Regions from separate parts of the Homo sapiens genome. Here region 2 is linked to region 1. Evidence: read pairs that join two places in POLR2A ChIA-PET (ENCODE). Cell type or tissue: PC-9. All regions are shown on one strand.

Region 1 (4,000 bases):
AAATTACTTGACTTCTAGGTACCTCAGTTTCCTCAGGTGCAATCTAGAGCTAAGACTACCAACTTGGTCAATCTGGAAGGTCAGTTCTGAGGTTTCCACTGCAGGCTTTGGGGTGGAGTATGGGGAGGCCCCATCCTGCTGAGCTGGGTTTGGAGCTGGGTTTGGGCAATGGCAGTTCCTGCGTCTAAGGTTCATAAAAGGCCCCCTTTTCCAGATCTCTTGGATCTTCCAATCTATTCCTCATTTAGCCTTACTAGGGGTGCTTACCTGCGGACTCTGATGTGGGTTCCTGCCCACTGAAATGGGTTTTCCTTGGCTACAAAGGTATAGCCTTTTCTGCACACAAGAGTCTAATATAGGGAGGTCACTTGATGTCACAGACAGGGCCTTAGAGTGAAGAGAGGGCAGCATTAGCAAATCCACAGCTCCAGGAAGTCCCCTGATATGACACCTCTCCTAGTCTTCCCCCTCCTTATGTTCTGGGACCACACCCCTCCCCAGCTTCCCAGGCCAGGCCTTTCCCACTACTTCACTCCCCTTCCTGCTGACCTCTCTCCATCATGGCTCCCGAGGCATGGGCACCGGCGGGAGGGGTGGAGGTGACAGCACAGGATCAACAGCTGCCAGCCTAAGTTGAGTCCAGCAGAAAGCAGAGGGGTCCCCAAGTGGTTTCCAACATGTCAAACATCCTACTGAGAACCCCCCATAGATTAGACTTAGCTCTCACCGCAGGCTTACGGAACTCCACGGTCTGAGCTGTCGGCAAAACCTAATTCATTTGGCAGACTCAGTCTTTCACATTAGGGGGTTTATGGTGGTTAAAGATAATGAAGGGACTCATGGCAATAAATAGTTTGGAGTAGGGTGGCCTGAACAACCTTGCTAAGAAATAAGGATTCAGGCCGGGCGCGGTGGCTCATGCTTGTGATCCCAGCACTTTGGGAGGCCAAGGTGGGCGGATCACGAGATCAGGAGATTGAGACCATCCTGGCTAACACGGTGAAACCTCGTCTCTACTAGAAACACAAAAAATTAGCCGGGCGTAGTGGCAGGCGCCTGTAATCCCAGCTACTCGGAGACGCTGAGGCAGGAGAATGGCGTGAACCCTGGAGGCAGAGCTTGCAGTGAGCCGAGATCGCGTCACTGCACTCCAGCCTGGGAGACAGAGAGAGACTCCATCTCAAAAAAAAAAAAAAAGAAATAAGGATTCAGTTGTGACTTCTGTCTTGGGTCCCTCCAATCTCCATTCCCACCCCCACAATTATCACCTTCCTGCCTTCCTTTGGTGACCTCTTCCCCCTTGAATCACGCCCTAGGCAGGCACTCATCTGTTCTCAGGGCCATCTTCATAGGCTCTTCCCTGCAGGAGAGAAAGCATTTTGTGCAAGCTCCACCTAAAAGTTATGCGGGCTTTCCAGCCTGTTCCTCCCACCTCCTTCCTGCCCCTGAATCTTCCCGCAGGGTCACCCTGAGGACAAGCAGTTTACTAACTCGAGGGAGAGCAGGGAACTCACATTCTGGGTATCAATGAAATTTATGAGTCATGGATATCACAGGACCCTGTTTTCGTTTGACTTCATTCGCCGCTTCCTTTCTTCGTATTAATTTCTCCCAACAGCCCACTTATCTTCCCTCTTGGAGCCCTGCCCGCCATCGCTTTCCCTGATACATGGTATCTCTAACAGGCTAAAGCACTCAGCGATGCCATTGCTTGAGAGTCGGCTTGCTCAAGCACTCACAAGTTACACTCTGTGGCTAATCAAATGTCAAAACAATCTCCCCCGCGATTTGGAGGAGCTTGGTGACAGGAAGACATTGGCCACTGAGCCATCAGAACAGGCCACGTTTGCTTGGTGGCAGGCAGTGAGACCGGTTTCTGCCGCGTTACATTCCGGGTGGCCGCTTTCCCTGAGAAGCAGCTGCTCTGCAGTTAGTGGGGTTTGGGGTTTGGAATTTGTTTCTTCTTTTCTTTTGAAGGCAGAGAGATACTCCATGCCAAGGGTCAGCAGGGTGGGGGGTGGCGGCGGGGAGGTGGTTGAATTTTTTTCTATGACAAAATGTTGTCAGGTCTCTGAATCATAGCAGCCACAGCGGTGGTTAAAGAGAAGAGATCGCATCTAGGAGCTGGTCTCAGTTCTGCCACAGAGAACACTGGACGAGTCACAGCCACTCTGAACTTCTGTTTCCTCTTCTGGAATATGAGGAAATTGGGTTAAATGGTCCCTGTGGTTCAAGAACCAGAAGATGATTCAACTTGACACCATACCTTACAATTTAAACACTTCTGTGCTTGTTATTTCATTTGATGTTCACAGTAAGCCCATAAGTGAACAGGAGAGGGATTATTATCTCTATTTTATAGCAGTGAAATGACTTGTGGTGGTTATACATCCTGCCCATGACAGAGCTTAGCCTGGGTCATGGGCTGGTGTCCTTCTCCTAGCCCAGGCTTGTCTCAACTCCTCATGCTCACAGGGTAGATTCCTTGAGCCGAACCACCTCCACCTTCAGCGCCACGCGGGAGCTTTTGTTCAAGCCAGAATTCAGGGATCATCCTGTCCACTTCATTTTCTGCTGAAAAAATTGAGCTCCATAGAGGGAAGCAAAAGGGCCTCCCCCGGCTCACACCGCAAAGCGTCCCATTCTCCTGATGTGGAACCACTCCACTCTTCTCGTGGGTCCCATGGGAGTGAAAATGCCTGCATCTTGGGCCTGGGCTAAGGATGGATCTGTCAAAAACAGTGACACTGATAAGTTTTGGGTGCATTTGAGACACCACCACTGTGTCATCATTACCCACACTGCTGTCATGAGGTCTTGAGAAATTGTCACCGGGGTCCTCTTGGGGTCTGATGTGCTAAGAGAGGTCAGGACAGGCTAATCTGTGTCTGCTCCATGCCCCCTCCACATCTACCTGAGCCTTTGAGAGTGCCTAGCTCATTCTCCCTGCTCCTTAAAATCCTCCAAGTTCCACAGCCCCACCTAGACCTCAGAGTGAGTGGTTCACTTTGCGGCACTCAGGCCCACTCAGTGACCACAACAAACACAGCTTGCAGGGTCTGGCTGGCCACAGGTGCTGTCCCTTCTGCCCACCTGGCAAATGCTATCTCTTCTCTCCAGATTTAGCTTGCTGGCCCCCTCTTCCATAGGGCCCCTGAAGAGGCAAGTGCTTCCTTTTCCCACTCCCACGACTGTGCAGAAAGCCTCTGACAAAGCACTTTCACTTTCACATGGTGGCCACTGGTCTCCGAGGCTGTTCTCCTTTTAACTGGCAGCTCAGTGAAGACAGGGGTTGTACTTTGTTTCTCTCAGTATCTTCAGCGCCTAGACCCTGATGGGGCTCAGTGACCTTAGAGGGAGAGGGGATGAGCTTTACATGCTGATCAGGAGCACAGGCCTTGGCAGCAGGCTGGCCTGCACTGAAATCCAGTTCTGCCATTAACCTACATGTCATCCAAACCTCTCTGAGCCTCAGTTTTCAAATCTACAAAATGGGAAGATTGGTACTGCCGGCCTCATCAGGATGAATGGGAAAAACCATGGAAAGAGCTTAGCATATCACAGGCAGTAACCGGGAACTATTGTCATTATCATTGGGGAATTCCCCAAAAGGTTCCTCTGTGAGCTCACAAGAAAGCCCCTGGGTCTCCACGCCGTCTGCAGGAAGCACCCCGGGGATTGGCAGCCCTTCCCTGCCCTGCCTTCTTCTCCAGCTGCAGTCGGAAAACCCCTTTCTCAGGATGCCCCAGACAGGGCCAAGCTGCTTTCCTTCCCCTTGTTGACACAGGGAAGACCTGGCTGCCTGGAGCCTTGACTGGGCCTCCCACTCTTTGAAGTGCAAACACCGAGCTGTGTATTTTGGGCCCCTCTGAAGGGCCGTTTCTGGTGAAATACCAGGTTTTGAAATACTTCACTCCTTGTTTGCATTCGGAAGCCCATACATGCTCAGGTCTCTCAAGGCCTGTATTCAGAGAGGCTGGAGGTAATGTGGGCGAAAGAA
Region 2 (4,000 bases), 180 kb before region 1:
CTCTTACCAGGGGCTGAACACTGCAAACATAGAAGTGAGTTCTCAGGTCCCCGACTTCCCCTCATCCACTTCTCTCCATGATCCTGTGTCCTTTCTCATTGCTTGACCTAGTCCACACCAGCTCCACCAAATTCACATCCCAAATTTCTGTTGCTCAGTGGATCCAAGATCAGGCCAAAGTGAAATTCGTTGGGTGCAGCTGTGGGTCCCTGGAGTCCAGAAGTTTCATGGTGTGAGAGGGAGGCCACTGTTGGTAGAACAGGATGGGGGTCCTGAAGTTGTATCTGAGCTCTGTATTTGCATTTTCACCACAACTTAAATGACCTCAAATGACAGGGTAGGAAAGACCTCAAAAATCATCTAAAGAAGCACAACCTGGAGTGCTTCCTGACATTCCCTGACCCCGGCTCCCAAACTTGAGAGAGACAGTGCTGATCACTCAAAGCACTTCTTCCTGCTGAGCTCAGATACACTTTCAGATCTTTCCCACGCAGCGCTGTGGGCTGCCCCATCAGTCACTGGGAGGTGGCTCACAAAAAAAAGTACTTGTCCTCAGACCTGGTTCAAGACCCTCATTTTTTGCTATTGTGAAAATAGAGATCCAGAAGGGTGAAAGGACTTGTCCAAGGTCGTGCAGCCCAGCTGGAACTTGAAAACATACCTTTTGATTCTCTTAAGTCTACTGTTCTTTCTTCTGAATGTGCTGACTTAGTACCATTAGTATATGGTAATATGCCAACCCAATTCAAACTCTACATATGCTTCACTGGAAAATCAATCAAGCAAATTGATAGAGCTCCGTGTTGTGGAAAGAACACTGAGCTGCGATTTTATCTCTGGTCTGGCAATAAACCAGCTGTGTGACCTTGGGTCAGTCAATTCACTTCTCTGAGTCTCAGTTTCCTCATCTGTCTAATTGTGGGGGCAGGGTGATTTTTATGATCTGTAAGGTACCTTTAAATATTAATAATCTGTGATTTCATTTGCCCAGAATTATGCCAGACATTTTTCTAGCTATAAATAGACAGAAGAGAAGACACAACCATACAATACAAGAAGCAACAAAACATTAATATAATTAATATAACTTTTAATTTATATAATTAAGGGCCAGGAGGTGTGGAACTTACTGAGGCCCTCTGGGAGTTAAGAGGAGGGAGTTCTGAGTGGTAGGGAGTTGTCTTTGTGGAAAGGAGAATTCAGCCTGGCCCTAGAGGATGGGTGGTAGATAGGGGACAATGGCACTGCAGGCAACAGGAGGAAAATAAAGTGGCAGCAAGGTGAGATACGCAGTGTGTGTTTAGGAACAGAACAGCCTGACTGGAGAGGAGGTGGAGGAAGTCTTAGGAATGCTTTAGGGAGTCAGAGGTGAGCATGGAGCCCAGTGTCACATGGAATGTGGAGGAGAGGTCCTATTCTCTACAGAGACCTATAGGGGAATCTTTTGTTTTGTTGAATAAAAGGTGAAAATGATAGAGATTCAACTCAAACTGGCTTAACCAAAACAGTGGATTTGTTAACTCACACAATCAAAAACCCCAGGTTAGACTTCAGCTGTAATTGGACCCAGGGGCTCAAAAAATCTCACTGGGAATGTGCCCTTCTCCGTTTGTACTTTCTTCTGTGTTGGCCTCATTCCCAACAGCCATTTCCAACTGGTGGCAAGATGGCGCCCAGCAGCTCCCAACTTACATTTTACCACTTAAGACTGGTGGAAAGAGAGCTCCTTATTCTGCCAGTTTTGTGAAAGTCCTGGGGTGGATGCTCATTGACCCAGATGTGATCTCGTTCCCATCTCTGAACCAATCACCAAGGCCACGGGCGGGATGCAAGGCCCCGATGGACCAGGCCTGAGGCACATGCTCATCCCTGGAGCCGGAGAGTGGGATCTTCCCCAGAGGAACTGGGGAAACTGAAAATGGGATGGGATGATGATTCCTAGAGAAAAATCATAGGGCCACTATCAAAAGTAGGAGTGGAGGCATCCCGGACAGGCAAACTCAGCAGATGTCCAGCACCAAGAGTATTTCATCAGGCTTCATGTGGAAGAAACTAGGCTGTGTCTTTAAGACAGAGCCAGACTAAGCAGTAATTCTGCATAGGGGAACTCAGTTACTCAACTCTAAAACCTGCTGGGCAAGGGTTCTGAGAGGCCGCAGTGAGGTGGATGGGACGACAGCCTCGGGGCAGGTCTCATCTTTCTTACATTAATACTTCTTGGAGAGACTCAGCAGCAGGGCAGGAATTTGTTAAATTACATAAACATTATTGTGACCCGTAAAATTCAATGAATCTCGGCCTGTTTACCCTCGGCTGGCTTTAATGTTTGCACAGTGTAATTTAATGTGTCAATTTGCTCTCAAATAAAAAACATCTGGCCCTCTGACATGCCAAAGAAACCGGAGAGCTGATGTTCAAAATCAGCTAAAAGTCCCAATCAGGGATGATGTTTTGAGGAAGAAAAAAAAAGGCAAGAGGCTCAGAAAAGGAAGCCAAGAGTGTTAGGATCCATTCCTGGCGGAGTGACAACCCTCTGTTTGTGAGTCTGTAAGATCAGTAAATTTTATCCTAATTAGAATTAAGAAAAGCCGAGAAGAGCACATACCATCTTTAACTGGCACCCATTGTGCAATTAAATTTCCTGTGGCTGTCCCTGCCAATATTGACATTCATGCTATTGGATTTTTAACAATCTTATTATTTTGTAATTGAGAGGAGCAAGAAGAAAATTATGCTTTTCTGTATAGATGATCTTCCCAGCTAAAGTACCGCTTCCTACAGCAGTTGGCCTGCCTAAGCTCTTTCCCTCCCTGGGGGTTGGTGGTGTTTGGGGAAGAGAAGGGGAGGGGGGACTGGCTGAGTGTGTGGTTTTCCAGTAAGATCATCTATGCGGCCTGTCTTGCTTTGGTCTCCAGTAAATAATGGTACTGCTCACTCCTGCAGACAGAGGCAGGGCTTGGCAGGCAGGTCTGAGTTGGAGGCACTGACCTACATAGAGCAGGGGACAGGGGAAACAGGTGGGGCATTGAAGGCCTTTCAGGGACACCCCTACCTGCTGCTGGTGGCTGCTCATTGATTCTGACTGCTGGGGCCTCCCCAGGAGCTGGGCAGGCCGAGGTGGCCCGAGGGACACTTTATCCATCTCCCTCTCCGGCAGCTCTCTTTCTTAGCACCCAAGGCTGGGCCAGGCTGAAGGAACCAGGGAGGGATGGTTTCCACTCCCCAGTTTCTCACCCCAGTAAATGCTTGAGACATCCTGATGAAAAAGAGTTCGGCCTGGAGCCCGGGCAGCCACCCTGCTGGAAGGAGCGGAGCCTGCTTTCCTGGCTGTGGAATGACGGGGTCAAAGCGAGTTCAGGCTTTGCTTTAATTGAGTAGAAGATAGTTCTTCCTTAAGGGAGCCCTGAAACAGTGCTTCGGCAGAGCAGAATGACTTCCCATATTGTCAGAAGGGATTAGCCTGGCTGGTTTGTAAATAAAGAGTGATCCTTCTTTCCCCTCTAGGACAAACAGATCATATTTTCTTCAGATCACCAGGGCCGGGGCTCCCTCTAATCAAGTCCTTGACATTTCAGTAAGACTCAAGGAGTTACATGTTTTCCATGATTGTGCCTTTGGTAATTACCCATTTTCCTAAACGATTGCTATTTTCCAAATTCAAAACGTTTTGAGGAAGTGGGAAAATGAAATGTCTCTCCAATGACGTGAAGATGAAGGGGAGGGACAGAGGTGGAGGTGCGGAAAGGAGCAGGTCTCTTGAGGCTGGGACAACATCATCCTAATAAGCACCACGGAACAGATCCCTGGACCACTGAGGTGCTTTCTAATCTATTCATTTTTCCATTCCTTTGGGAAACAATAGTTTCTGAAGCCCTTGCCAGGTGCCAGACGTCATGCTGGCCACCGAGGGCAGAGTAAGACCTGTTTCTGCCCACTCCAAGGAGCTCCAGTCTAATGGGAAAGACCAGCATGTAGGCTAATTACAACAACAAAACGTCTT

The links. Peaks named below come from ENCODE experiments on the same cell type or tissue, not always from the same donor. Only the 100,000 strongest peaks of a DNase experiment are listed, where the experiment ranks them.
Region 2: POLR2A ChIA-PET joins it to region 1 with 8 read pairs; 4 of 35 experiments call an interaction of 5 or more read pairs at or near these places.

What each region holds. Positions count from the first base shown.
Region 1 is chr15:70,140,513-70,144,512 of GRCh38, reverse strand. No RefSeq gene overlaps it. Among named protein-coding and RNA genes, the nearest start is that of TLE3, 45 kb to the right of the region's middle. RefSeq lists enhancers at 3,341-3,440, 3,208-3,711. In PC-9, no CTCF peak of the experiment used is centred here; DNase peaks (open chromatin) are centred at 1,462 and 2,152; H3K27ac peaks cover 1,545 bases.
Region 2 is chr15:70,322,585-70,326,584 of GRCh38, reverse strand. No RefSeq gene overlaps it. Among named protein-coding and RNA genes, the nearest start is that of LINC02205, 180 kb to the left of the region's middle. RefSeq lists an enhancer at 3,111-3,630. In PC-9, no CTCF peak of the experiment used is centred here; a DNase peak (open chromatin) is centred at 2,204; H3K27ac peaks cover 1,759 bases.